7 separate regions of the Mus musculus genome follow, and all the other regions are linked to region 1. The links are chromatin loops, found by intact Hi-C in ENCODE. Cell type or tissue: left cerebral cortex. All regions are shown on one strand. Region 1 holds the start of Tet2 (tet methylcytosine dioxygenase 2). Region 2 has its middle 34 kb from the start of Gm6135. Region 3 holds the start of Gstcd (glutathione S-transferase, C-terminal domain containing). Region 4 holds the start of Ppa2 (pyrophosphatase (inorganic) 2). Region 5 has its middle 56 kb from the start of Tet2. Region 6 overlaps Ppa2 (pyrophosphatase (inorganic) 2). Region 7 holds the start of Ube2d3 (ubiquitin-conjugating enzyme E2D 3).

What was found. Hi-C counts contacts between places; a loop is a spot of excess contacts. Peaks named below come from ENCODE experiments on the same cell type or tissue, not always from the same donor. Only the 100,000 strongest peaks of a DNase experiment are listed, where the experiment ranks them.
Region 2: it touches region 1 in a loop (5-fold over the local background); 5 of 42 quality-filtered maps call a loop at or near these places.
Region 3: a loop joins it to region 1, with 4 times the contacts of the local background. A loop is called at or near these places in 5 of 42 quality-filtered maps.
Region 4: a loop joins it to region 1, with 5 times the contacts of the local background. A loop is called at or near these places in 15 of 42 quality-filtered maps.
Region 5: it touches region 1 in a loop (8-fold over the local background); 10 of 42 quality-filtered maps call a loop at or near these places.
Region 6: it touches region 1 in a loop (11-fold over the local background); 15 of 42 quality-filtered maps call a loop at or near these places.
Region 7: it touches region 1 in a loop (3-fold over the local background); 2 of 42 quality-filtered maps call a loop at or near these places.

The regions. Positions count from the first base shown.
Region 1 is chr3:133,543,573-133,547,572 of GRCm38, forward strand. It overlaps Tet2 (tet methylcytosine dioxygenase 2), which reads right to left and starts at 818. Exons shown (of 11, transcript NM_001040400.2): 1 at 628-818. In left cerebral cortex, a CTCF peak has its summit at 1,704; DNase peaks (open chromatin) are centred at 775, 1,315, 1,495, 1,870 and 1 more place; H3K4me3 peaks cover 1,759 bases; H3K27ac peaks cover 1,745 bases.
Region 2 is chr3:133,755,853-133,759,852 of GRCm38, forward strand. No RefSeq gene overlaps it. Among named protein-coding and RNA genes, the nearest start is that of Gm6135, 34 kb to the right of the region's middle. In left cerebral cortex, no CTCF peak of the experiment used is centred here; DNase peaks (open chromatin) are centred at 2,337 and 2,769.
Region 3 is chr3:133,088,736-133,092,735 of GRCm38, forward strand. It overlaps Gstcd (glutathione S-transferase, C-terminal domain containing), which reads right to left and starts at 3,090. Exons shown (of 12, transcript NM_026231.3): 1 at 2,845-3,090. Ints12 (integrator complex subunit 12) reads left to right here and starts at 3,120. Exons shown (of 7, transcript NM_027927.4): 1 at 3,120-3,241. In left cerebral cortex, no CTCF peak of the experiment used is centred here; DNase peaks (open chromatin) are centred at 1,972, 2,670 and 3,139; H3K4me3 peaks cover 1,969 bases; H3K27ac peaks cover 1,463 bases.
Region 4 is chr3:133,308,203-133,312,202 of GRCm38, forward strand. It overlaps Ppa2 (pyrophosphatase (inorganic) 2), which reads left to right and starts at 1,908. Exons shown (of 12, transcript NM_146141.2): 1 at 1,908-2,079. The coding sequence starts at 1,938. In left cerebral cortex, a CTCF peak has its summit at 1,861 (motif pointing right); DNase peaks (open chromatin) are centred at 1,926 and 2,449; H3K4me3 peaks cover 1,477 bases; H3K27ac peaks cover 1,054 bases.
Region 5 is chr3:133,598,848-133,602,847 of GRCm38, forward strand. No RefSeq gene overlaps it. Among named protein-coding and RNA genes, the nearest start is that of Tet2, 56 kb to the left of the region's middle. In left cerebral cortex, a CTCF peak has its summit at 2,136; a DNase peak (open chromatin) is centred at 2,206; H3K27ac peaks cover 224 bases.
Region 6 is chr3:133,336,979-133,340,978 of GRCm38, forward strand. Ppa2 (pyrophosphatase (inorganic) 2) reads left to right here. Exons shown (of 12, transcript NM_146141.2): 6 at 2,285-2,371. Among named protein-coding and RNA genes, the nearest start is that of Ppa2, 29 kb to the left of the region's middle. In left cerebral cortex, no CTCF peak of the experiment used is centred here; DNase peaks (open chromatin) are centred at 2,045 and 2,656.
Region 7 is chr3:135,436,773-135,440,772 of GRCm38, forward strand. Ube2d3 (ubiquitin-conjugating enzyme E2D 3) reads left to right here and starts at 2,354. Exons shown (of 7, transcript NM_001356597.1): 1 at 2,354-3,026. The coding sequence starts at 3,003. 4930539J05Rik (RIKEN cDNA 4930539J05 gene) reads right to left here and starts at 1,893. Exons shown (of 3, transcript NR_030689.1): 1 at 1,649-1,893. In left cerebral cortex, no CTCF peak of the experiment used is centred here; DNase peaks (open chromatin) are centred at 1,500, 1,927, 2,430, 2,536 and 2 more places; H3K4me3 peaks cover 3,550 bases; H3K27ac peaks cover 2,960 bases.

The DNA.
Region 1 (4,000 bases):
TAGTGGATCCTGAATCTACACACTGTGACATCTGTCTAGTGTAGTCCACGAGGGGACAAACGTGTTGGAAGCCAGAGACACAAACCCAGAACAGGACCCAAACAAGCACTACTGGAGATAAAAGAGTCAAACACACCGGGTCAGTGTTCTTTCCGGGGTGTCTGAGGATGAACTAGGGGCTCCCTGGACTTATACTAAGAACAGGGGAGAGGAGGATCAAAAGAGAAAGTGGTGGTCCCCAAAGATGAACTCTTTCAGGAAGGCAGCCCCAAGAAAACACTCACTTTCCTGAGACTAAAAGGCCAGAAGAGCGGCTGGTGGGAGGTACAAAGGTAAGTTTTCTGGGTACAGAGGGGAGACACGCATTAGCAGGAAGAAGGGACCACAGAAGTGCAGGTCGCAGGAGAAGGGGGTGCTGAATTAAAACTATATTTGTCAGCCATGTTGAAGAAGCTCCTGTAATTTGTGAGGCTTCCCTCTTCCCTCTTAGTATTTGTGGGTGACATGACAGTCCCCGCAAGGCCGAGAGAAAGAGAGGGAGATTGGAAAGGGACCATTCCGCAGCCGTCAAGAGCGAGGAAAGAAAGAGAGAGAGAGAGAGACAGGCGCGGACCTCAGCGCTCTGACCTGGTTCTGGTCCCTCAGCCTCGCAGTCCACCGCCGTCGCAGCCGGGTCTCCTTTCTAACAAATCCTACAGGGCAGCCATCTTGCTTCCTTCTGCTCCTCTACGAAAGCAGCCTCGCCTCCGCATCAATATTCATAAGGCAGTTTGACGTCTGTTCTCTAGGCTCGGCGGGGCCGGCTCTCAGGCGGCCGCCGAGGGGGCGGACGTGACTGGCATGCGAGCGGAGCGGGCGCGAGCGCGGGAGCGGGCCGTGCGCTCGCTCCCTCGCGGAGGCGCGGCGGGACCCGGGGCCGTGCGCTCGCTCCCTCGCGGGGACGCGGCGGGACCCGGGGCCGTGTGCTCGCTCCCTCGCGGAGGCGCGGCGGGACCCGGGGCCGTGCGTTCGCTCCCTCGCGGGGACGCGGCGGGACCCGGGGCCGTGCGCTCGCTCCCTCGCGGGGGCGCGGCGAGTCCCGGCTGCGCGCTCACTCCCTCGCGGGGGGCTAGGGGACCTCCTCTGCTCGGCTCCTCCCCGGCCTTTCCTGAGCCCCGGGTGCCGCCGGCCGCACACCCACGCGTGGGCGGCCTCCGCGCCTCTGTCTCCCGCGGGGGCCGCGTAGGCACTTGGAAACTCTGCGCCCTCCTGCGCGCTCCAGGGGCCCCTGGCTCCCCGCGCTCCCGCTGCCAGCACCTCACCAGTCGTCTCCCCACTCGCCCCCACACCCTGCCACCCCCTTCCCTGTCGCCCAGCCAAGCCGCTCCCCATTTCCCCAAAGGCCGTGCCGGGAGAGCTAGAGGGGCCTGGGCGCTAAAGTCTCCACTCTGCAGCAATCCGGCGGCGCCGGGGCTCTCCCCGCCCAGGCCCACCTTCTGTTTACTTTGGCCACGTGGGCCGCGCAGGGGGTGCTGTCTCGCAGAGCCCAGAGGAGCGGTGTCACCGAGCCCCTGCTTGTCACTCGAAAGAATTAAGCCAGCAGTTTCTAATGTTCAAGGCGCCCCCGTAAGTTCCTCTATTTTGCACAAATTTCCACTCCGTACGGTAAAGTAATGAAGAAACCGCCTTGTGGGAAGCTGAATTCCGAACAAGCAGAGAGCGCTCAGTTTTCCCTGAAGTTCAAGGCTTGTGCGCACCAGCTCTTCTGCTGGCACTTCCGTTTTTTAAACTTACATTTTAAATGTTCCTTTTGGTAATTATTAACTTTTGAAGATGAGATCGAGGCAAATTCATAGGAATCATGAGACAGTAGTTTAGGAAATTTGTGCTCACACATCCACCCACCCTCCTCCTGTCTTCAAGTTTTCAGTCACTGAATGTTACGTTTTAATAGGTAATCTGGGAACCTCTTCTGTGGGATCGGTTGCGTTCACAGCAACCTTAAGTCTACTTTAACACTATTATATTGTCTGTAATGCACCCTTTCTTTGTGTGTGTGTGTGGGTGGGTGTTCTTTAGAAATGAGGCCTGGAACCAACTAACTCTCTCTCTAACTCTCTCTCTCTCTCTCTCTCTCTCTCTCTCTCTCTCACACACACACACACACACACACACACACACACCACATAAATTTTGAAAAGAAAGAGCAGACCTGCAATCACAGCATTTAGAAGTCTGAGGCAGTAGGATGTCTGACAGTTTGAATTTAGCTGGGTATTGTAGTTAGATTGTTTCAAGAAGAAAGGAAGGAAAAGAAAGGAGAGAGAGAGAAAAGAAGGAGGAGGAGGAGGAAGAAGAAGGAAGGAAGGAAGGAAGGAAGGAAGGAAGGAAGGAAGGAAGAAGAAGAAGCAAATAGCCATAACATTTTCCCTTAATTTCATGAAATGTAAACACTTCCTCTTTGTAAAATCTCATAGATGTATGTACTCACACAGGAAAGGCCAGGACCTCTATGTGGCACATTGTTACTCTGTGTTACATTGTTGCAGAGAAGATTGCCTAAAGTAAGTTCTAAGGAAACAATGTTTCTTCCATTTAGAAACAGTTACCAAGGTGTGATCTCACAAATCAGTAATCAAAATATTTACCTGGGCTCTACAGCACCTTATTTTTAAATTATTTTTTTTTTCTTTTTGAGGCTGGGTCTCACTGTGTGGCACTGGTTCATCTGAAACTATGTAGACCAGTTGGCTTAGACTCTGTCTTAGTCAGGGTTTCTATTCCTGCACAAACATCATGACCAAGAAGCAAGTTGGGGAGGAAAGGGTTTATTCAACTCACACTTCCACATTGCTGTTCATCACTAAAGGAAGTCAGGACTGAAACTCAAGCAGGCCAGGAAGCAGGAGCTGATGCAGAGGCCATGGAGGGATGTTCTTTACTGGCTTGCTTCCCCTGGCTTGCTCAACCTGCTCTCTTATAGAACCAAGACTACCAGCCCAGAGATGGCACCACCCACAAGGGGACCTCCCTGTTTGATCACTAATTGAGAAAATGCCTTACAGCTGGATCTCATGGAGGCATTTCCTCAACTGAAACTCCTTTCTCTGTGATAACTCCAGCCTGTGTTAAGTTGACACAAAACTAGCCAATACAGACTCAATAGAAATCAGCTTGCCTTGTTCACCTGCTTTGTCTGGCCTTTTAAAAAAATTATGATTATTAATTAATTAGTTTATTTGTATGAGTGTTTTGCTGGTGTGTATATCTGTGTACTGTGTGTTGGCCTGGTGCCCAGGAGGTCAAGGAGTGGGAGTCAGTTACAGATGATTTTGAGCTGCTGTGTGGGTGCTGGGAACTAAGACTAGGTCCTCTGCAAGAACAAGTGCTCTTTCTTAACCTCGGAGCCATCTCTCCAGGCTCGTTTCTATTTGTTTACCAAGCACTGCCAAGAGTCTGTTGAGTTCCTGTGGAAATCCAAAACTGCCAGCTAGTGACCAGAGCTAAAATAGCCATACTATTCCTGTTGAGGACTTCCTCAAAACCAGAGTCATTGTCAGAGTTAAAGTTTAGCAGGGGCAGCCTCTGAAGCCTCACCAGTGTCTACAGTGCCCCTAGAAGCCAGCTTTGGAATCCTCCGAGGATTATCTAGGCAAGCCTGTTGTTTGGTCCTGTGTTCTGTCTGCCTTTTCTGCTCAGAGAAGCTCAAGCCATGGTGACAGGCCTGTGATCCAGGAGCTTGGGACGGAAGGATGACCTGCCCATGGTCATACTCACGTGGCTACACTGGATTCTAGGCCAGTCTGGGATACACGAGACCCTGTCTTAAACAAAATCCCCATTTAGAAACTGAAATTCTCATCATAGTTCAGGAGTCTTGCCCTGGCTATTCGGCATTTAATGTCTGATGCATTGAGAGTCAGAGCACACTCAGGACTAACCCAGGGGTAGGAAGTAATAGGATTCCCATCCTACCACAGCCTGGCCCAGAACGAAGGGCAGCAGATACTATGACCCACAT
Region 2 (4,000 bases), 210 kb after region 1:
GTCCATGTGAAACAAATGCAAGGGCATCATCATCAGGAAACTGAAACACACATGGATCCAGAGGTGACAGTTTTCTCCACAGAGGATCAGGTGGTAACATAGTTTAGGCTTTGCATGCGCCATGGTCTCTGCCTGAGCTAGACAGAAAGTATCCAGAAACAGCATGTAAACAAATCATCACATCTATGTGCCAATGCAATCGAAATGATGGGAAGTGGATTTGGTGTATCTGGTCCATGGGCTGCCTGCTACAGAGCACGAGAAAAGCCAAAACTGTGGCTGCACGTGGCCTGTGTAGTACTTCTTGTTCATGTCTATGAGGCATCCCCCAAGGATACACAATCGGGCACAGAGACTTGTGAAGCACTTAGGGACTGAGGAAAAGGTTTGTGGAGAAGGTGAAGTGAGAGTGTCTCCTAAAGGATGGGGAATGCAGGTTCTCTTCAATCAGTGAAGAGTAGGGTACGCCCACAGAGTGCAGTAAACTCTGGAAACAGTTTATTTCTCTGGCCAAATGGAGAGTCACATACGCGTCATGCTTTTGCACACTACGAGCACGAAGAAGAGACAGCCATGGTGAAGAGTGAGCGTAGCAGGGACCCAGGCACTGTGTTGTCCGCCTCCAACACCCATGTTAAAAGATTTAACTAGTGGCTTTACTCTTTAGGCAGCTGCTAGTGCGCTAACAGAAAACAACCATCACACATTATTTGCTTCTGGAAGTTTCCTTGACTTCTTGATATTTTAGAAAATTATACCAAATCAGGTGAGAATTAGTTCTAACGACATTATTTTTCTTAGTATTTTTTTCTATATATACACCAAGGGGGTGCGGGGGAGAACAAAGCCCAGTTTTTTTGTTTTGTTTTGTTTTGCTTTGTTTTACATATTAAAACAAATACATTAAAGAAGGCACAAGTAGGGCTGATATTGTTGTGTCAGCTCTTTGATGCTCTTATTTCACGTTCTTCCTAGATTTTCCATAGAAAAGTGGGGAGAATCATTACAGAAGTGAGCCAGAGGGCCGTGATGAAGCCCGCACGAACTTTCCTCAGTGTCAGGCTCCGATGTCCTCCACTGTTTCCACTCTGTCTGTTTTGACTTTGTAGGGTCACTCCCTGAGATTTTGCCTTCTAATGTCCCTGTTTCCGTTTGATTACAAACCCTAACTGTGCTTTTTCCTCACAATATAATCTGGAGAATTGTGCTTCAGGTGTAAGGCATACTCTAGACGCTTAATTCTATGGTGCTAACCAAATGACCTCTTCATTCATTCATTCATTCATTCATTCATTCATTCATTCAGATCTATGTGGGCCAGTGGTTGTTCTGTATGTTATAAACTTAGAAGGAATGAAGATGGGGGATCTTTGGCTTATCTCTTTCGTTCCCATTTCCCCTAGGTTGCTACACTTTTAGGCATTCTGTAAAAACCCAATGTAAATGCTGTTTTTTCCATAAAACCTGCAGTTACATACTCATAAAACTGTTCCCACAGTCCTCTATATTCCCATGACAGTACTGCTTCGGTCTCTTTTTGGTTATTTTCCTATGTGATGGTGCATTATACTGTCTAGAATGTGGGCTTATGCAGGAGGGTGACTGTGTCATTTTAATCTCTCCTCGCTATCAAGCTCCATGTTGCTCTGTTCAACTGGCTCCTCTCTGGCCACATCTTTTCTGGGCCGTCCATCAGTTATTCCAGACACCTTGCCATGTCTTGTCTTTGTAATTGTCTCTTCTAGACATTTTTGGCCAGACCCCTTTCACACCTTTATTACTTAGCTCCTGCTAGGAGGCTTAAATTCTGCATAATGACCTAGAGAATGATTATATTTTATACTGAGCAAGTCCTTAATTAATCTATTTAACAAATAAGTGAAAATTTAAAGGAAATATGTTTAGTTCTTATTACTTCTATAGTAAGTTTGGGATGAGACTATAAATGCTGAGAGCCGCTGCTGGCATTAACAAAACTGTGGGGAAGGCACACAAACACAGACCTGGCAACTCCGCTGCACACATGAGGTAATGCAAGCTACCCCTGGTCACTCAGTCCTTCTGCTTCTGCACTCCTTGTTGGTATAGCAGCCCCCGCCCCCACCCCTCTTAAGCTAGGGGAGAACAGGAAAAACACAACTCTCAACTCAAGTTAGATCAGGAAGTTGTGTGGCAATTTCTGGAATGTCAAGAATAAAAATAAGGAAGCAAGAATTAATCCTGCTAGCCTCGAATGAGAAGCTGTCACCGAGAAAGCTGTAACTTTCTAAATGAATCTAACACCTCTGAAACTCCCCCAACTATGCCAAGTGTTTACATGTTCTCTCAGAATGTGGCATCTACAGCGAGTGGTTTTGGTCGCGAAGCACACCATCTGCGTGATTACCCAGCCCTTGCGAAGAGTACTCTGAACTCAGCAGTTGTACAACAGACGCATTTAAAATATACAGTGTTCCCACTCCCATAGTTCAGAGCGGGTGTTAGAAAACAACCAGCCTCCTGGAGAACTCAGACTGCATCTGATGTTCTTCCAGACACCTTTCTGCCACCCTGCATGTAGTTCTGGAAGATAGCATTATCATAAGAGATTTACAGACCAAAGCACAGGTCAGCCTGACCTCCGGGCCATCATCAGCTGCAGTCACAGTCATTAGTGAGTCAATTGGTGTGAGAAGTGAAGTCAGATCGCTCCTCAGCTGTCATCCAAGGGGAGGTCTGTGTTGTCGGAGGAAAAACACACCCATAGCAGTCAGAGGGTGAATACTCCAGAGAAGGGACTAAGAGGACTTTCACTGTTAGTCAGCCGTGCCACCCACATAGTTCTCTTGAAAAATAACTTTAGGCTGTAGTTGCTGATGAAGTGCCAGAATCAAGACTGAAAAACTAGGAAGCTACTTTTGCAGTGACATTGGTGACTGCAGACCCACAGTTGTGAAAGAGGGACATCAAAGAGAACTCTTTAAAAAAAATGTGATAACGATGCTAAAGCAGAGCTCTCCACATTGATGGCTTCTGGCTGGGATCTGGGTAGGGAAGGACACAGTTTTCTTTAAGGGGCTGACCATTGGGAGTTTTATCATGCTCCAGTGAGTATACTGGCAACACAATTGAACTTGGTTTTGGTTTTGTTTGTTTTGCTTCTCCTCTTCCTTATCTTCCTCCTCCTCTTCCTCCTCTTCTTCTTCCTCCCTCATGTCAGTAAGAAAAATAAGAAAAATATCATAGTTTTCTTAACTCACACTAGGTCAGACACCAGCAACAAGTTTTGGGTGTGAAAAGTAAAAGTAATAATTAGAGAAAAAAAAGTCTTATGAGTACAAAATCAAAAGCAAACCAAAACCCCTAAATATACTAAAGATATGCACTGGATCTGGGAGCTGTTTCTTGGGCATAATAGACTCTACCTGTTCCAAATGGGCAGGGCACAAATAGAGCAGTCCTTCTCTAGCCATGGCTTTCAGTCTTAATATGTAAGTCACATGAGTCCATGATCATTAGTACATTTTAACCAAATTGTGTGTTATATGGACAGGATCTCTATATGAAAGATTTGGACAGGAAGTCCATACCCTAGAGTGACTTTGTCTTGGAGAGTCAGTTTAAGGACTGTGTTTGCTAGTTAGTAAATGAATGTTAAAGTCATATTTAACATAATGTAATATAATAACATTCCAGATTTGCAGCATGTGACATCACAGGCCAGGACTGTCTGGGAGAGCAGTAGAACTGGCTTTTCTGAGGCTGGCTCACAGAACACAGAGAGAAGCTGAAGGCTCAAGCTGGAGGGAGGTGAGAGTCTCATGTTCAGTGGAACTGGTGACATCTGAGAAACAAAAGAGAAAAGATGTTTGGGATTTTATACTTAGGAATTTGGGCGATTGAGTTTTGATTCTCAGTGAAACAATACTTGGTGGAATGTTTAATTACATCCAGGTTGCCCTGTGATCCAAAGGGCTTCTGGGTACACTTTCTCAGAAACTGAGATCAAATCTTGGAACAA
Region 3 (4,000 bases), 450 kb before region 1:
GCACATCTTGCCTGAGCTCCAGGCTCGACATTTCAATTGGGTATTTTTCTAAATGTGTTCATTTTTCTTTCCTGGCCCCATTGCTGATGAAATAGCAACACCATTCACCTACCTCCAAGCCTAAAGTCTCACCCAATTCCTTCATCTCTCACACCTGCTATCTCCTTCTTTGAAATAGAACCAAAATCTCATCACTTAGCACCCACACTGCTGCGCTTAGTACTGCTGGACTGGATGTCCCAGGAAGGCTGGTACCTAAGAGGGGGCTCCCTTCTCTGAGAAGGGGAGGGGTGGGGAGGGGAGGGATTTGTAAGGATGAGACTCTGAGGAGTGGGGGCACAATCCTGATGTAAAGTGAATAAATAAATAAATTAATGGAAAAAAAACCAACTTTCCCTCATTTTCTCCCGTATGGAATGAGGGCAGTAATAGCAGCAGCACCTTCCATCCTCTGTGCCATGGTAACTGACAGGGAGCCCTGAGGAAAAATGCTACCTACCTTCTTTATTTTGTTTTGAATAGTGCTACAGCTCAAATGCCAGGCCTCACTCATGCTGGGTAAGTACTCTGTCACTGAGTTAGACCTCACCCCCTACTATTCTTTAAAATGCACAAATTCTTTACCTAAGGACACTATTAAAACGCATAAACTTTAATGGGAAAAATCCAACTCGCGCTTTTTATTTGAAAACTTCTTCCAACAAAATGTGTGGACTATGTTGAACTTAAATGTGCTGCACCACAAACACTGATAAATTTAATACTGAGGTTTTAAACCCAAGGAGTCATAAAATGCTGTTGGGAATTCTTATGCCAATATACATATTAGCAGACTATATTTTATAAAATAAAAAGTTTGACATAGTTAACGAGTATGAACATTTACTGATTTCTCTCAAATATTGAAATCTAAATTTAAAGCTGCTCAATTCTCTGCATCAGACAATCTTCAATATTTTGAATGTACAACTTAGCTCATGGTTTAGACATTAAACAAAGCAGCATTATTTGGTTACAGACCCCACTTTATTACCATACAGATTTTTAAAAGTGCTTCTTCATAAATAAATAATAGTCAGTTACCTCTAGTTAAAAGTCCAAGAAAGAAATACAGCTTTTAGAGTTCATACTATGTAATGTAGGATTATAATTCAGGGGCAGTTAACCCATGATTAAAATTAGCTATTTGGATCCCAGGGCAAGAAATTTTTATTAAGTAAGAAAAGTTTGGAAGTGGAAATGCTTACTGAAATCTTAGTTATAGAAGAATATATAATCTCTCTGGAGATTCAAAGAACTGTCTGTTGTTATTAAGTCATAATACGTGCAGTTAACAGGGAAGGACAGCATAAAATGTAAATGCTGAAAATACCATCAAGCCTGAAAAAAATACTGAGTTACCTCAGCAAGCAATACTTATTTTATGATTACAAAGCTTTTAACTCCTGCCTCCCAAGAAATGTTCATAGAAGAAACCAGTAAGTCACTTTGCATTCAAGGATAAAAACAACACATACCAGGCAACAGTCTAAAATACTGATGGACACCAGGGTAAGTCCCAAATGTTTTTATGGCTACTAAATTACTGCTATTAATAAGGCCAAATGGATTATTGTTTGTGCTTATTTAAAACCATGTGCTGTTGAAACAAAAGCTAGAAAACATAAGAGGTTTAAAACAAAACTCCTTAAGTCCATAACCACAAAGCTTTTAGTTTTGTTTGAAATGGGGAAATACATAGTATTCTTTCCACTCCCCCGGCCCCGGACCTCACTGCATCCCATTTTCCCTTCCTTGAGAGCCCACCCCTTCATGGCCCCTTACTAGTTTAAAGGTGTTTTTCATTAGTACTATAGAACAACGTTCAAACCTCAATCTCCTTTTTGAAGTTAGGCCTCTTTAAAATGATTGAGTCACAATTTCAGCAGCGTCAATGGCAGTGTATGCTCCTCAAAGTGCAGTTTAACACTCATATAGCTTAAAGTTTGATCTACTAAATATGACAGCAAATCAGTTGTATTGTAACAGTTTATTCTCATGGCATTTCAAGACCATATTTACATGTTTAAAGTCACTTCCAGTTCTTGCTTTTTAAATTGTGGGACAGCACGAGGGAAACTTGACAAATGCCACCATCTTTAGCAATAATGTGGTACGAGATACACTCGTTTATTTTTTCTGACCTTAAGGAATTTATGACAAAGGATTTGGTGGTGAGTATGGCGGGGGATGGAGATGGGGTGGTGTAATTCCCCAGTCAAAGTTAGAGAGGTATGTATTAGGGTATTCTTTTTTTTTTTTTTTTCTTTTTTAATTTAAGCCAAAGCAGTTCTCGTGCAAACTCAAGCTTTCTGTTCGTGCTAATAATGGAAGGGCAACGCTGCTTTGGTGGGGATAGCAAATGTCCCCAAATGCAGCAGATCCTAACTGTAAAATAGTACGCATGTACAGCGTCCAATCAGGAAGGGCTGCGACGTAAAACTATGTCTTTGGGGAAAGTTAAGTCGTGCTCCAAGAGGTCTTTTTTCCTGCACTTAACTCAAAACGACCACACAACCCCCTACCAGGCAAAGCTGCCCTGTTGCTCTACCCACGCAGGGAAAAGACTAGAGGGATGGCTCGCAGCCGAGGGGCCCACGCGTCACTCAGCGGAACGGCGCGAAGCCCGTCCATCTGCACCCACAGCAAAAGCCTGCGGTGAATGTGGGGCTGGCAAGACTCTCAAGGGCTGCGAGCCGTCACCGGTCCCACCCTGGCCTCCAAGCCCAGCCCCGCCGACCCCTGAGGGCGAGCGCGGATCTCAGGAGGCGGCGGGGGGACGAGCGGCCCGAGCGCCCTCTTTACCTGGTCGCAGGGGCGCGGCCAGGCAGGGAGGGCGCGGGAGCATGCGGGCGACGACGCGGGCCACCGCGCCTTCCCGCCCAGCTCGAGCCGGGACTCCGAGGCTACTTCTGGAAGCCGCGGCCTGAGGAGGAGCACTCGCCTCCCAGCGAGGCCCTGAGCAGGGGAAAGGGGGCAAAAAGAAGGAAGAGACAACGTGTCTGCGCGTCCCCCGCCCAACGCCATTCATAATCCGGCGGACCGGAAGGAGTGCCCTACGTCACTTCCTGCTGTCTCACTCGGAAACGTTCCCCTTCCGACCTGTTGCGGGAACCTTTGTTTCTCTCTTCTTAAAGCTGGTGAGGGCGGGGACGGATTCGAAGAGAGCTACCGGGAACCGACCGAGTGGCGGGGCGGAGCGGTGAGTGGTGACGAGGGTCCCCGCTTCCTGGCGCCTCGGGGGGAGGCTCGAGACCCCGCGAGGGGCGGCCGGAGCGGAGCTCCGTGGGCTGTCGGTCTCCTCCCTGCTGGAGGGGAGACCTCATAATTTGCGGGGTGGTTGCGTGGCTCCGCCTGAGCGCTCCTCCTAGTCTGGAAGGACTGAGTGAGGAGGGCGCCGAGGACGGTGGCCCGGGGGACCGGGACCGTGGAATTGTCCAAGACCTTTGACCGAGGGTTCCGGAGACCTCTGTACAGCTCCCGTTTTACATCTCTGTTCTGGCCTCCTTGAGAAGGACTTACCCCTATTCGAGGCCGCCCCCAGTGTGTTTTGATTCCATCAAAGAATTGGCATTTCGAAGTGTCTCTTGACTCTCCTTAGCTTCTCTAGCGCTTGGGTTTGTTTTGGAATTGGGGTTTTTACATCCTGAGTTTCCAGACTTCCCCAAAGGCGAAGCACTAAATGGAAAGAAGAAGTTAATTGGAAAGGATTACAGAATCTTGCAGAAACACGAATGGGATGGTCTCGAGTGTTGTAATGAGTATTGCACTCTCTGCAGTTTCCTTTATCTCATGCACTAGCAGGTGATCAACTTAGAAGTTTGTTTGAAACTAGTAGGCAGGGTGAAAGAGATCTGAGAGAAAGCATCTATTTAGGTAGGGGTGCTCAATTTTGTTTGGGGACATCACAGCAGCCTTGAAAAGGACCATTTTGGCAAAAATCCAGTTGATTCAATAAATA
Region 4 (4,000 bases), 240 kb before region 1:
CAACCCTCCAAGCTCAGCCAGTTTTCTCTTTTATTTGTAAATTCTGGATCTGTGCTCAAGAGCTTTTTGAACATTTGTCTTTACCCCTGTTTTGTAAAGTCCTAGAATTAAAAATTAAGACACACACTTACTGTCTTAATTTCATCATTACTGTGAAGAGACATTATGACCAAGGCGACTCTTATAAAGGAAAGCATTTAATTGAGAGTAGCTTGCAGTTTTAGAGGTTCAGTCCATTATTACTATGGAAGGAAATATGGCAGCATGCAGGCAGCCATACTAGACAAGCTGAGAGTTCTACATCTTGATTGGAAGGCAGTCAGGAGGAGACTGTGTTCCACACTGGGCGGAGCTTGGATACAGGAGACCTCAAAGCCAGGCCCCCACAGTGATACACTTCCTCCAACAAGACCACACCTCCTAATAGTGCCACTCCCTATGTAATTCAAACACATAAGTCTATGGGGGCCTTACCTATTCAAACCCCCACACTTGCTACATGATAGTGACAGATGTCCACAGAGGAAATTCAGCGAGTTAGGTTCCAAATGTCTACATTTGAAATGGACAACTATTGTTGAATAAATATCTTCAGAAATTTGTATTTTAAAATTAACCAGTAAGCCAACTTTGTTCTCATAACATGTATTGTATATTCGGTTTTGATCCACAGGTATTTCAGTAAATTATAGAAAATGAAAGATGAGATTTTATATGTTCAAAATCAAGCCATTTCTTTTTAATGCCATAAAGTAATATGTTCCTAAATCACATACCCGGAATTTGATGCTAATTTTAAGAATCTAGACTATTAGACAGCCCAGAACCTTGTTTCAGTAGGAATTTCTTTCTCAAATATCCAATATTTGAAGTTTAGGTGAAATTTTAAGCTTTCTTTTTTTAACATAGGCAGAATCATATAAATCAATGAAATAAACGCAGGAAGGAAATGTTTCCATTTTTTATAGGACAACTTAGCTTGCAACTCCGCCTAATCATGTTGACGTGTTACAAAGCCACTAATGTCAAAATTTTTTAGAGACTAGGCTAAGCAATGTCTAAGTGGCTAGTGGCACCTCTAAGAGATCCTTTCTGAAACCTGGGTAAAACCAGTTTGGGTTTTAACTGTCACAATTTAGATGCAGAAAGAACCCAGTAGGTGAGGATGTGAGCCTTGCTCACAGTTGGAGCAGAAACTGGTAGAGGTCCGGAAGACCATTCCAGTGAGGTCTTCCCAATCAACTGGTCTACAGAAAAGGGCAATGGTTGGTTCCTTCCTTAGAACCACAGCTCCCGTTGTTACTGGACCAGACTGCAAAGACTGCTGTTGTAACTAGTTGTGGCCACCGGACCAGACAGAAATACTTGTGAAGTATGCAATTGCAGAGAAGTTAAAAGTTACCTGTACTTGGGTTAAATATTAAAGGGCCTTATGGAGGAAGTGGCGTTTGAGGGAATTACAGATTTAGGATAAATCTGTGTCAGATGTCTTCACAAGGACGCTCGATCATTATACATTATAGTCGTGTGTGTGTGTGTGTGTGTGTGTGTATGTGTGTGCGCGCGCGCGCGCGTGTGTGTACACTCCCTCCTTCCGGCTTGGATGTTCCTTTAGAAATTTCTGGAGGTATGCATGCAACCAAGTGCTACATTAATGTAATCAAAGTCTGACCGCAGACACTGACAGTGTGTGAGTGGGTGCGTGGTGGTGAATTCCTGGGGCTTCTAAGGTCCTTGTCTTGATGGTCTTCGGCCTCTGAGGGCTTGTGGAGCAAAGTGGAGAGGTAGGTGGCCCCAGGAATGCAGAAGAGGGTGGGACTTGATGCCACTTGAGGCCGACCGCGGGGAGGCAGTGCGGGCTCCGGGCGGCAGGGGGCGCCGTCGAGCGGCCGCGCCGGGCCCAGCACCGACCCTGCGGTTCTCGCAGACCGTCCGCCATGCGCGCGCTGCTGCCGCTGCTGAGCGTCGGCCGAGGGTGGCGCGTGGGGGCCGCCGCCCGCCCTCCGCGCCGCGTCATGTCCCTGTACCGCACGGAGGAGCTGGGCCATCCCCGCTCGCAGGACTACCGCCTGTTCTTCAGTAAGTCGTTCGCCCAGCTCCGCGCCGGCCGGCGGAGGGGCCGCGGCGCCGTGCCCTGCCCTGCCTTGCTCTGCCCGGCCGGGTCCGCAGCCCGCGCCCAAGCCCGCTGCGGAGGGGACCGGTCTCGGTGCGCAGGGTGGCGCGGGGCCAACCGCCCTCTGCAGCGACCGCAGCCGGCCCGCGGCGCTGAGCTCCTCCCGCTGACCTCCGCGCCGTGGCCCGCCGCTCGCCCGCGCCGCCTCCTGGGCGCTGCTAAGCCCATCCGCCTCCGTACGGCCGCAGAACTTTGGGGACCGGGGTCTTCACTCCGAAAGCGAGTTTGCCTGCGACCGCGACCTTGCTGTCAGCGCAGGCGTACAGGCAGGGAGGAAGTGGGAGGAGAATGTGAGCCAGGCGCTGGGATAGGCTTGTGTGCACAACGCCATCACGAAACCTTTTGTTTGGTAAGGTTAACTTAAAAACAGCAACAGTCAACTGAGTTTTTAACCTAAAAGTTTGCACCCTGAATGCCATCCACAAGCAGGAGATTGGCCGGCGTTCTGGCGAGAATGTGGTGCCTTTTCTTGCCCTGTACGTTGAGCAAAACCTAGAAAGAGGGCCGTCTGGGCTGCCCTGGGCTGACGCCAAAGACAGAAAAGCTCCTGGCCACTTTCCTTTTTCTTTTCACTCTGTAGGTCTCGTTAACAATCGCGTGAAAATAGCCACGTAGATGGGTTGCTTTCAGGCCTCCTTTACTTAATACCAGGTAGCGGAGCGGTTGCAATGTCAAGGCTTGTGCACACCTCTTAGGAGGTTCCGCCCTGAAGAGGTGAAGCTAAATCTTGTTCCGAGACCCCCATGCTGGATGAGTGTCTTAACTTGCTAAGTATTAGAATTTTTTTCCCCTATAAGATAGGGCTGCAGAAGCGGCTATGTATGTTCAAAGAAGTCACCGGACTTATAGTATAACTTGAAATCATTAATAACTGTACTTTGATTTTTACAGTTACTTTTCTGGAGCTGAAGGTTGAAGATTATTTTGTGATAAAGGAGCAAACCTAGCTTAAACTCTTTTTTTTTTTTTTTTTTTGTATTATTTTGAGACAGGGCCTCACTGGGCAGCCCTGGGCAGCTTGGAACTCACAGTAGTACACCTCCCTCTGTCTCCTGGATTGAACACATGGGGCACTTCGAATGGCAAACTCTTGTCATTGTAATAAATCTTATAATAAATAGTTTCTTCACAATTAGTTTCTGTTTGCTCCTCTACAAGAGACCCTGTCTTGTTTCTTGTTGAGGCGAGATGGATTTAGGTCTTTTAAAAGAGGGTGTGTACACAACCGGATCCTGGGTAGACAACAGTCTCCAAACAAGAGCAACCATAAAAATAAAACAACAGAAGGAAGGGAAGCCCTTAATATGTGTGCTCATTTCTGAATGGGTTATATTCCCAAAGTTACAATGTAACAGCCACTGGGAGTGTTTTCCAGAAGAGATGCTGTTATATAATGGCAGAAAGCCCAAGCAGAAAAGCCTGTGGGTATAATACGGTGGACGTGTCTTGGGTTTTCAATAAGTGCAGTAATATGTCATGAATGTCTCCTATCAGAAACACAGTAGTCTTTCTACGGTGACAGAATTAATGGAATAACAGTAAATTGAGACGCTGCATGGGGTTTATGGAGCCCCACTTTACCCCTGACTACTGGCGCAGGCAAACACAGGTTCTTTGTGCACAGGTGCATGCCAGCAGTATGACGTCTTGATCCTTGGGTGCTGTTTATTGTATTTTTTGAGGCAGAGCGTGTCACTGATCTGGAGGTAGGTGAGGCTAGATGGCCAGGGGCCACCGAGATCTGTTGGTCTCTGCCTCCCCAGGACTGGGACAATAAGCATGCACCATCCTGCTTGGTTTTGTTACCTGGGTTCTGGGGAGCAAACT
Region 5 (4,000 bases), 55 kb after region 1:
TCGTGAACCAAGAGCTTTGTGAGTGCTAGGCGCGTATCCCAGGAGAGCTTTTAGAGACAGGGTTTCTCTTGTAGCCTTAGGTGTTCTGAAAATCACTTTGCAGACCAGGCTTATTCTTTTGTTTGTTTATTTATTTCCTTAGAGACAGAGTTTCTTTGTGTAGCCTTGGCTGTCCTGAAACTCGATTTGCAGACCAGGTTGGCTTCATACTCATAGAGATCTGTCTGCTTCTCCCCCACTGAGTGCTGGGATTAAAGGTGTGAGCCACTGACCAGCACAACATTTATTTTTACTTACTTACTTATTTTTAGAGGGCTACATATTGACTCCAGAGCCTTTTATACTCTAGGCAAGTGCTCTATCACTATATATCAATAGAATAGTCTTTTCTTTTCTTTTCTTTCTTTTCTTTTTTTTTTTTTTTGTGGGTTTTGTTTTAAGACAGTCTCATGTAGCCTGGGCTGGCCTTGAACTTGTGATATATCTGAGAATCACTTTAAACTCCCTGTCCTCATGACTCTATTGTATGTGTATCATTATGTCAAATTTCTTTATTTGTTTACTTATTTATTTATTTTCCTTTTTTTTTTTTTGAGACAGGGTCCTGCTGTGCAGTCCAGGATGGTCTTGAACCCATGACCATCCTCTTGTCTTTGCCTCTTGAGTGGTAGAACTGCAGACAAGTGCCCTATGCAAGGTTAAAAGTTGATTCTTTTTTTTGTTTTTGTAGAAGCATTATGTTCTGAAAACATAGTTGTTGTTGCTTATTTTTTAAAGATTTATTTATCTAGTTTATGTAAATACACTGTCATTGTCTTCAGACACACCAGAAGAGGGCACTGGATCCCATTACAGATGGTTGTGAGTCACCATGTGGTTGATGGGAATTGAACTCAGGACCTCTGGAAGAGCAGTCAGTGCTCTTAACTGCTGAGCCATCTCTCCAGCCCCAAAACACAGTTCTTAAGTGCCCTCTGAAAACACAGGTACGTTTTCGCTCTCACTCCCATCAGTTTCCCTGTCCTTATCCACACTGCCCAGGCATCCCAGCTCGTCCACCTTCATTACTCTAGGCTGTGAGGCTTTAGTGAGGCCTCCAGATCTGAAATCAGACTGGCTTCAACTTTTAAGATGGGAGAAGGGAAGTCGAAAGACTAAAGACCGAAGGTCTGAGATAGAGAGAAAATTCGGAAAGCATGGCGAGGAGGGAAATTCTCAAGGGAGAGTCTTCTGTATCATTAAGTTAGAACTTCAGAAAAATAAACAAACACCAAGAAGTATGAACTGCATGTGCATACATACCCCTATGTTTCCAGCTTTCAGTAGGGTGATCAGGACAGAGGCCAGACATGGTGGGGTTTTGTTTTCTCTCTCTCCCTTTCCTCCTCTGTGTGAGTGAGTGCATAGATGGCAAGGTACTCCAGTATATCCCAGATTGGCTTGTAACTTGCGTTAGCCTTCTAAGTGCTAGAATACAGTGTAGGCTATGGGCACTACTACACCAGTCACCACAGTGAGTTAACAAACAAGACAGGAAGCTGCAGTAGAAATAGGGTATTCACTGAGAAGCAAAATCTGTATGTTATTGAGGATTAATAAAAGAGGTTTTAAAAATCTGGGTGGGTATTCAAGCGCTAAGTTTTCAAATTAGTCACCTCTACGGCTTTCTTCTCCATCTCCAGCTTGTTCTGTTGACTAATCCTTCCTGGGAACTAACTCTCTAGTCCTATAACAGGAGTCTCAGCTGCTTTCAGCCGGAAGTCTGTGTTTATTTATCTCACTGCCCCCTTTCAGAAAACAAGACACGGTGGAACTTGGGGTACTACTCTGAAGTGTGAGGGCCGGGGTTTCAGAGCCTGGAAACAGAAGGAGAAGGTGATTAAAACCAGCACAAAGCTTGCTTAAGTACTCACAGGAAACTTCTAGGGACACATTCAAATGGAAACAAAGAGATCGCATTTGAGGAAAGGATGACAACCTTGAATTTCTCTTAATCTGCAAAGGCCAATTTTCTTTACAGTAAATAGCCCTGGAAAGGGAAATCAGCCAAAGGCACTGTTTTTGCTGGCTGCCAGCTCACAGGCATCCGGACACATTGTTGCACTGATTTTCTCCTTCATTACAGGCAGGCAGGAGCCTGCAGTTTCCCTGCTGAAGCTGAAGGGATTGCAGCAGATGCAGATCACAGGCAATTGCTGTGTGACTCACGGCTGAGGCTGCGGATCTTGGGAGTTGAAGTGAGGACGAGGTGGGAGGGGTTTCCCTTCTCAAAGCTGGTGTTGGGAGGTGTTCTAAAGTGAACTCCTTCACACACCCTGCTTTTAATGAAAGCTTAGTACTTAGCTACTCTGGCTTTCTGGAGAAGACGGTGCCTGTAGCTCCCTGCCTTTCCTCACCACCTCTTTGTGCTTTCCTGGGCCATTTTTATTTTTCTGAACCTTCCCCAGCTTCAGATTTTCGTTTATGTGAATATTTAGAGCTAATCTCATCACTCTGCAAAGCTCTCCTTATTGAGGTGTCTGTGGATTTAACCCTTAAAACATTGCATACAAGACATTGGGAATTATTAGGAATTCTGCTGGTACCCGATTACAGATTAGATTGGGCATGTATTGGGTGCTATGGCCCCAGACCTGCTGCCCACTGTAGGTACCCCAAGGCAGCATTCATTTTCTCTTCTCTTTCATTGTCATTCTTTTGAGGGGAGTCAGGGGGAATATCCCTGTGTAGCCCTGGCTGTCCTGGATCTTGCTCTGTAGACCAGGCTGGCCTAGAACTGAGAACTAGAGGGTCAACCTGCCTCTGCCTCCTGAGTGCTAGGATCAAAAGTATGCACCACCATAGCTTGGCTGGTATCCTTCTTTTCTAATGTTAGGATTTCTGCTCTGCTAGTTTGCTTTTCTCACGGGGCTATTGGAGATTTAATAATGCACAAGGAAGTAGTGTACATTTCACAGAGTCCTGTGGTATTGTTTGTGTGATTATTACAATCACCTCTGTGCTGATTTGGAACGAGGATCAAGGATGATATCATTGAAGGAAACAGGGCAGTGACTTGAATGTTTGCTTGTGATGTTTCTGGGCAGGAAACAGGAGCAGGAACAGGGAACCTGTACTGCTCAGCTTAATCATCATCATCGTCGTCATCATCATCATCATCAGCTATATTTTCATAGTATTTTACCAGTGTCAAGGGTTCTCTGTGTAGACACACAGCTATGTGGAATAGCAGATATTTGTGGGAGTTAGTCGTCATTCATTATATTGGGCCCCCCAAACTGCATGCTTTGTTTTTTTTAAACAGCAATTTAGGCATCTTGGTCTCTTTCCCTAACAGTCTTCAGCACCCCCTTTTCTAGAACACAGAGCGGTCGGACCTCTTTGCCGAAGTCCAGAGTCACTTGGAACTTTGCACAGCTTCTGTGACCACAGTGGCTAAAGATTACTGAGACTACTGTGTAACTTTTCTCATTACTGAACATTTCGTGAGATATTTTTTCCTATGCTGTTTGTGTGTCCATGTGTGTGCATGTATACATGCATGCATGCCCTGTGTGTGTGTGTGTGTATGTGTGTGTGTGTATCGGCACAGAACGGAGACCAACCTCAGCTGTCATTCCTTGGGCATCATCCACTATTCTGTCTGTTTGTTGAGATGAGGTCTCACAGTAACCTGGAACTTGATAGGTAGGTTGGGCTGCTTGGCCCGTGAGCCCCAGAGATCTGTGTGTCTGACTCCCGGCACTGCACAGCACCATGCTTTGCCTTTTACAAACTAGGTTCTGAGGAGCACATGCAGACTCAGGTTCTCATGACAGCACAGTAAGCGTTTTACTAACTTACCCATCACCTCAACCTTTCCAGTGTTCGTCAGCATTCTTCATTGCGCATTAGTTCAACAGGGTTTGTTGTAATACATATATAAAACCAATCTTGCTAACACCCAATTGGATACATATTGGGATGTAGAAGCTTGTGTTCTCATGCTAGTTATGTTCCC
Region 6 (4,000 bases), 210 kb before region 1:
GTTGGTTTTCGCTGGTTCAGAACATCGTGAAGAAATGGCCCTAAAATTAACAGTAATACATGGTTTAAGAAGATTTCATTATATTGCTAATTTCTCAATATTAGGAACTAAATTGATAGATAATATTGAGAGTGAAATAGTGAGTTCAGTAAGCCAATTAATAAACAGAGAAATTCACCAATGGGCTGCCAGAGATGACCCAGTGGTTGGGAGCAATGTTACTGTTGCAGTGGACTCAGGTTCACTTCCCAGTAGCCATATGATACAGTCATCTGTGACTCCAATTCTTCAGGATCCAACTCCCTTTTCTGGCCTCCACAGGCACCAGGCACATGTGTGGTACACATATATACATTCAAGCAAGCATCCGTACACATAAAACAAAAGTAAATCTTTTAAAAAAATGGGGGGGGGGGTTCTCCAAAGCCATATTGCATACATGTTATGAGAAGACAGTTTTGTCTCAATCTAAGGGACACAGGCTGTAGAGATGACTCAGCTGATATAGGCTCAGCTCACAAGAAAAGGACAGTATACAGAGAGAGTGTGTCAAAATTAATGTTGCTCTCTGTGGGCTAAGTTAGCTCTCTGTTCACTGGTGGCATGCATGAGATTGTGAACGACGCTGTCAGGGCAGGACTGGGATGCACCCCGACCGTCCTTATCTGGCTTGTGTCTTTCCTTACGCAGTTGAGGAAACCAAGAACTAGATGTTTAGTAAAAGTCCTCGTGGCCGAGGCAGGACTGGCACATAGCTATCTTCCTCTAGGGCGACATGACTTCTGGTTCATCTTCATGCAAGTGGTATTCCTGCTGCAGGACAGAGAGCAGTTCTTGATAGTTTTAGCTTTATGATCTAGGTGGTCAATCCCAGTTTGGTCCCATGTTGGTTTTCTTGCACATTGAGACAAGTTTTCCATCGCTTATTAACAGCACTCTCTTGGTTACTGACTCTGCCTTATTCCAGTCTTGCAAGTAGATGGGAATGCCTGATAGTTGGTGTAGCAAAGAAGCAGCAGTGTCAAGACTAGGAAAGAACAGCATTTGTACAATGGACTGAGTAATAATTTATTCCTCACAGTGTGTGTGTGTGTGTGTGTGTGTGTGTGTGTGTGTGTGTTGTTAGAATCTGTCACCTGTGGCCAGTATGTAAGGTTAACAGTTGTATTGGTTATTCTTGTAGTTTTTTAGTTGTAATAGTTTTGGGGAAAAATTGCTGGGCCTGACTATTTTGTTTTTGTTGTTATGGTTGTTGTTTTTAAGTAAAGATGGATAAGTAAGTAGATCTAGACTAGAAGGAAAATACCAGAGTTTTTCTAGGGTTGCCTGTAAGTAAGTACACATTTTAGTTACATGAAATAGAGAAAGTCTACGTAGATAATGTAAATGCCGGGGTAATAGCAGTGGCTGAATCTCGGGATGACAGCCTCTCATCCCTTCTAATGTCAACTTAAGGCAAATCATTTTAGTCACTGTCTGCAGTTTGCTTCAGAGACAAGCAGATGTGAAGCTTCTGGGAAGAGATAATGCCTAGGAGAGAGTTTAAACTGATAGTAAATTCCCATTACATTATTCACCTCCAAAGCTATAATGTGTATTTTGTAGCCAGCGGGTCATCGTCTTCCCAGTAGCGTGGAAGAATTGACTTATTTGCATGATTTTGTCAGGATCTTGAAATTTAGTGACAGAGGTAGAAAACTTCTAAGGGAGGGACATGAGACAGATGGGTTTTCTTTTCTGTAGTGAATAATGCCTTGTCTGTTGTTTTTGGAGGGAGCACTGTTTCTGACAGTAGAAGACATTTAACCAATAAGAAGTTTGTTTTAGATGAGAAAAGCTAGACTAGAGGCTGCCACCGTGTTAGATGGACAATTGAGTGACAGGAGCCTCAGATAAGACAGGCAGGAGACAGGCAGACAGGGCATGCGCAGTGGGGACAGGCAGACTGAGACTCTGAGATTTGTGAATGTAAATTTAGCCACTGACTAAGCCTAGAAGATGACTCTTCTGGAAATGCCACCCACTTTCAGATGGGATTACCCAGACAAATTAGAGACAGAGGGAGGGAGTGCTGTAAGTCTGTTTTAATTATTGTGATGCTGGGGTGGGTGGGGAGGGGGTGTTGCTGGCACGTTAGCCCAGAGCCTGAGCAACCTCGGATCATTTTTTCCTTTGCATCGTGGCTAGCTCTAAAGCTTCACGGCCGTGTGGACAGATGGGTCTGGGCTGCAGGGGATCTTAGCCTACATTTCTGTCTCACTGTTGTCTTTGTTTCGTTCCTCAGACCTGGGAAGATCCTCACCTAAGAGATAAGAGCACCGACTGCTGTGGGGATAATGATCCCATTGACGTCTGTGAAATAGGCTCAAAGGTTGGTCCTCCCGACGGCGGCGGCGTTGCTAATCCTCACCTGTGCTTTGGTTTATTCCTGTCATAGAATCTCATTTTGGCCTCCAGTTCCCCGATTCTTCAAAGCCTGAGCATGCTCTCTCCTCTGCTGCTACTCAGACTCTCTCGGTCGGTATCTCTCTACTTCCCTTTCCTAAGTCTGGGCTCGGGAAACCACAGCAGGTGAAATGCAGCTGCTGCCAGGCTCTGATAACATACGTGACACAGCTGCATCCGTGTGTGCCTTGTCTAGGGCACCCATGTCACAGCAACAGAGCTGAGGACTTGTAGCAGGCACTGTAATGCATTTGCCATCTGACCCTTTATTGGAAGCTCGCCAAGTCCTGGCTTCAGATTCTTTGCCGTTGTCTAGACCGAGACTTCAGTACTGATGAAAAGCAACTGTTGGAGCTGGGGTGTGGCTTCGTGCAAGAATGCTTGATGCTGACGCACCTCAGAATTGCCAGTCCTGGGAAGGCAAAGACAAGCAGATACCTGGACCTCACAGGCCAAATAGCCAGGCCTGCTTGGTGAAGTTCCAGGCAATTGAGACCCTGTCGCAAATGAAGGCAAGGGGAGGGGGGGGGGGGGGCTAAGGAATGATATTGGAGAGTGTCCTCTGACCTCACACACGTGTAGACAAATGTGCACGTGCTGGGGAGGGGAGGGGGGTACTGCGTGCGTGTGTATACACACACACACACACACACACACACACACACACACACACACACACCAGAACAAAAACCCTCCTCCTCTTTCTTTCCATACCTGCTTCCAGGCTGCCGAGTCCTGTGGAGAGAAATGAAGTCCGCAGGCCTATGGACTTAGAGCTGATCAGCTCTTCTGTCTGTCCAGCTCCTGTTTCCGCCGCCTGCACTTGTTTCTTGTCCTGTGCTCCTCCTATATGGTTGGCATTCCCAGGAGAGCCTCTCATCTTTGGGTTCAAGCTCTCTCCCCGTTCCCGCAGACCTGTGTAAGCTGCTGCATGCTCCTCCAACCCCATACCTGTGTTCTAGATTTCCACACTACCTGCCTGTAAGTGGCGGTTTCCTCTTCTTTCTCTTTCGGATCAGCGACAACTCTTTCATCTTTGGCTTCTTACCGTGCATCATCCCTGACCTCTACACAGAGCCAGGTAAGAAGGGCTTTCGGTTCCCCTCCATCTCCTACTGCTCTCTGAGCTGTCACTCTGCCGTGAAGTTGGTCCTTCTTCCCTCCCGCCATCATTGGAAGCACACCACCCTCCCTGGGACCCTGGGACAGCACTGTAGAGGCTGTGGGGCTCCTTCAGTGCTCACTACCCTCTTCCTCCTTTGAGGCTCAGGCGGTCGTGCACAGAACTTATATTGCATCCCAAAGGTTTACTTTCTGTATTCTGGCTCCCTCCCCGTGGTTTCTGTTGCGAGCTTTCCTTCTGTCCACTCAGCCCTGGGGAGCAGGAGGCTGAGTCCTTGTCAATTCTTGTCCACCTCCCAAGGACCCCAGGTTTTTCTTAAATTGACAACTTCAGCTCATATCCTTGCATTCAGTGGCCATACTCTGATGTCTCCTGGGCCTCTTCACTTGTATTCTAAGTTACATTCACTTTTTTCATTTTTAAATTCACAGC
Region 7 (4,000 bases), 1.9 Mb after region 1:
ACAAGAACAAAGTGTGACATATACATGACACTGTCACAGGGAAACCCATTATTTGTACGCTATCTTAAAACAGCATTGATATAACCAGTAACAGCCTACAGTGTCCTTTCACATTATGACATTTAAAACACAGCAACTCAGTGACAAAGGGCGGGCATTATTACATCTAACTTGGTGGTGAAGAAACAAAACTATAATATGTGGAACCAGACCACTATCATAAATAGAAAGCCGTAAGCAAGAACTCAGATCTGGGGTTCTCCTCCCACCCCCATGCTTAGCTCTTTGCTTTGTGTCTACTGGTTAGCCAGGAGAGAACAATGGGCTGTTCAGGGAGGAGAAAGTCAGAGGTGTCCCGTAGGGCACGAGGTAAGTACTGAGGGTTTACTAACTCAGAAAATGGTTCTGATGAAGTAATCTCTATCACTTGGCTGCTTGTTGTAAGTATAATCTCGGGCCTACTAAATAAAATCAGCATTTTAAACAAGACTCCAGGTGGTTCCTATGGCGAGTAGCTGAGGCAGCTGCATTCCGTTAACTGCTCCAGTGATATTACCTATGGTATACACCGTCACTCTTCGGCTATACATTGACTTTTATCATTTTACTTGCGGAATATTGCCTGCAACAGGTTCTCAAAATTCAAATTATTTCCACGTAGTCCTGAAGGACCTCCACTTTAAGTAGGGTCGTTTAAGGATGCTAGAAAACCTAAACATATTGATCTTTTTGAATGTCTTTCAAAAGTTAAAGTCTTACTTTTTACCCAAAGAGTACTCTCGATGACAAACGGCCCTCTACATTTTATGCAGGGCAGACTAAAACAGGGCAGTGGCACACTTAACAGATCTCACCCCCAGGATTTAATCCAGACCGATTCCCTAGTATTTTGTCACTTTGGGGCTCAAAAACTGAAACAGCAGAAGGAAAAGACGATTCTAGGATATTCCTCTTGCGGTTCCATACCTAAGGCTCTACCCAATCCGATCACAATAAAGCTGTATTGTTAAGGCTATGCAAACGCAGAACCCTGCAGGCCGCTGCTCTCAGATTGGCCCCTCGGGGTTAACAACGCGCATGTGTCCGCACTTGGCGGTGCGATCAGCACTCAGCCTGGATCTTTTAATTTGCTGTTCCTAATTTGAGGGGAGCTTCTTCGCGCTGCTCAGCCCTCTCTGAGGAGCACGGGAAGAAATCTCCATCACCTGGGCCGGCAGAAGCCGTGAACCGGCTCCACCTTGACTAAGGCATCTAGTCACCCCGCGGCCCCGCCCACAGCACCTCCCCGATTGGACGCCCGGGGGAGGGCCGTGTCGGCGCGCGACGGCCGGCCGGTCGGGGGAATTCCATTTCCTCCCCCGCCCACTAGCATAAGCACTCAGGGGCGGTGCTTCCCTCGCAAGACCCGCCCAGTAAGAGCCCAGGGGGGGGGTTGCCGGCGCATCTCGCGATAACTTGCGGATTTGGGGGCGGGTCCCGAGCCAGGAAGAGAGCACAAAACTGCCCTTAAGTCATTGCAGACCCGGAGCTGCTGCGAGCCTGCCACGAGGTTCTCGCGAGATCCGCCACCTCCATCCCAAGTGAGGAAACGGGGGGCCACTCAGGGAGGGGCGTGGGGCCTCGACCGCGCAGCTGCCGCTTCCATTACCTTCCTCCTAAGGTCTCCTTCCGGTTCTCGATGCTTCTCTGAATTTAAGGGTTTCCGCCACTCGCCTACCCTCCCCCTCAGCCCATGACCCGCCTCCGTCCCCCGCCCTCCCGGCCCGACCTCCGATCGCTTTAGCGAGAAGGTGCTGTTCCGACAGGGAGACGGCAAGCGGGCGGCACGTCCACTCGGCCCGAGCGAGGGAAGCAAACCGCTCCCCCCTGAACCCCTCGGCTCGCCCCGCGCTCGCGACGGCGGCGTTGGCGGACGGATACGCGGCGGTGAATAGGCGGGGGGAGGGGCGGAGCGTGGCAGCTGGCAGTAGTTCCGTCAGAGCGGACATCTTGTGGCTGTGCCGTGCGCGTGAGCCCCGTAGGGCCGGGGAGGCACCAGCTGCCGCGCGGGGAGGAGGCCGAGGCCGCAGCTCGAGGGAGGCCCCGGCCCTCTGTACGCGTGGGTGTGGACAGCTCGGGAAAGGGGAGGGAGACGGGCCGGGGCCGGCGCGGTGCCCGGGGGGCTGTGGGCGGCCCGAGCGGGCAGCCCTCGCGGCTGGGTGGGGTAGGGTGGGGAGAGGCCGGCGGCGGAGCCGGGGCCCGGCCGCAGGGGGAGGGGGCATGGGCGCGTCCTCGCGCCGGAGCTCCGCGGCCGCCGGGCGCGTGGTGGCGAGGTGGCGGGCGAGCGAGCGGGCGGGCGCGCGCACGCAGGAGCGCGCTGCGAGGCGGAGAGTACGGTGGTGTCAGGGGCGACCCAGAACAGCCCTCGCCGTGGGGACGGGAGCGCACCCGGGGCCCATTGCCTTGTGCTGGCTCGCTGTCCCTTGGAGCCGAAACCGAAAGGAGCCCGGCGTCGGTCCGGAGCCGCCCGCTCCCCTCCCCCTTGCCTTTCTCTGCCCGAGTGACGCCGGCCTAGCGCCGACTAGGCCCCGGCTCCTCCTCTGCCCGGCTCTGGACCCTGCCCCGCACCCACCCCTTTCTCCTCCGCCTCTTCCTCTCCCACCCGGGGCTCGTCTTCCTTTCAAGAGGCCGGGAAGTTAAACTTGTAACCACCTCTCGGCGCTTCCCGTCACCCTCTCGCCCTCTCTGGGGCGAAGCGCGGATCTCGGTAGCTGGTGGCTCCGCCACCCCGCCCCGCCCTGCCGGGATCGCGGCGGTTTTCAGGGTTCTGGAGTCAGCAGGGTTTCTCCGAGGCCCTGGCGAGTCGCTGACCTGCTCCGTTTTTGCAAAAAGGCGCCTGTGTCTGGCAGAGCCGGTGTGAGAAGAAGAGACAACCCTTCCCCGCCGCCGGGATAATCAAGAATTTTGGCCGGACCTTTGAGTACACCTCGGGATAGTGAGGAGCCCGGCGAAAAGCACAGACTATGGCGCTGAAACGGATTAATAAGGTGAGCAGTTTGGACTAAATGGTGCGGACAGGGTTGTGGGAAGAAAGGAGGCTTGGGGCCCAGAGGAAAAAAAGCGTGGGTCTGGTGGTGGATACAATTCTGAAAATACCTTTTCTTGGGTTAAGGAAAGGCAGGTGCACTTTGAAATGAGCTGTAAGATAGGGAACTGAATGGTTTGGGTAAGCGAAATGTTAGCTTTTTTCACTAGAATCTGTAAGTATGGGTGAGGGAGCGTGGCTATTAGGCTCCTCGGTTTTTTGCCTAAGAGTCAGGTTTGGGAAGTAGAATTGTGTACAGGCCCTCGGCTAATGTCATGGTGCTGCTTCCTAGTCTTGGTTCTTCAAAACTTATTACAGCTGCTAAGGCTTATTGGCATTCAAAAGAAAGGAATGTAACAGATGAAAAACGTTTTGTTCCAAACTTGACTGAGAGTCTGGGTATGACAAACATACCTCAGTTCGCTAAAATGTGGTGACGAAGTCTGTTCAGAAGCTTAACCAAATCTGGGCAGTTACACAAGAGTAAGTAGGGTTGGGAGGAGGTGGACCGACACTGTTGCCACTTCCTGTGTTGTGTGGTCGCTGCTCTCACCCGAAGCTATTTATCTGAGGCACTGGGAACCCTGTAAAAGCCTTCTGAAAGATCCTGGGGGGAGTGGGGGTTGACAGTGCAGGGAAACTGGATGGGGAGACTGTTTTTGCTTAAAACCCATCTTTAAGGAGGCTTGTTTGAGCAAATCGATATAGTTTGATAAGTTGTCAATTTAAGTTGGCAAGAACTAGAATTTTTTTCAGAAATATTTTGCGAGTGGATCCACCTCTCCGGTGGTTTAGTCTCATTTTCTTGCTCTAACTTCTATCCCGCATTTTAAGATGGCGGCTGCTTTAACTGGCTCGGGTTCTTTCCGGCATCTCCTTTTCTAACTATTTAAGATAATGTTCTCTGTTAGCGTTAAACGTTTTTTTATTCTGTTG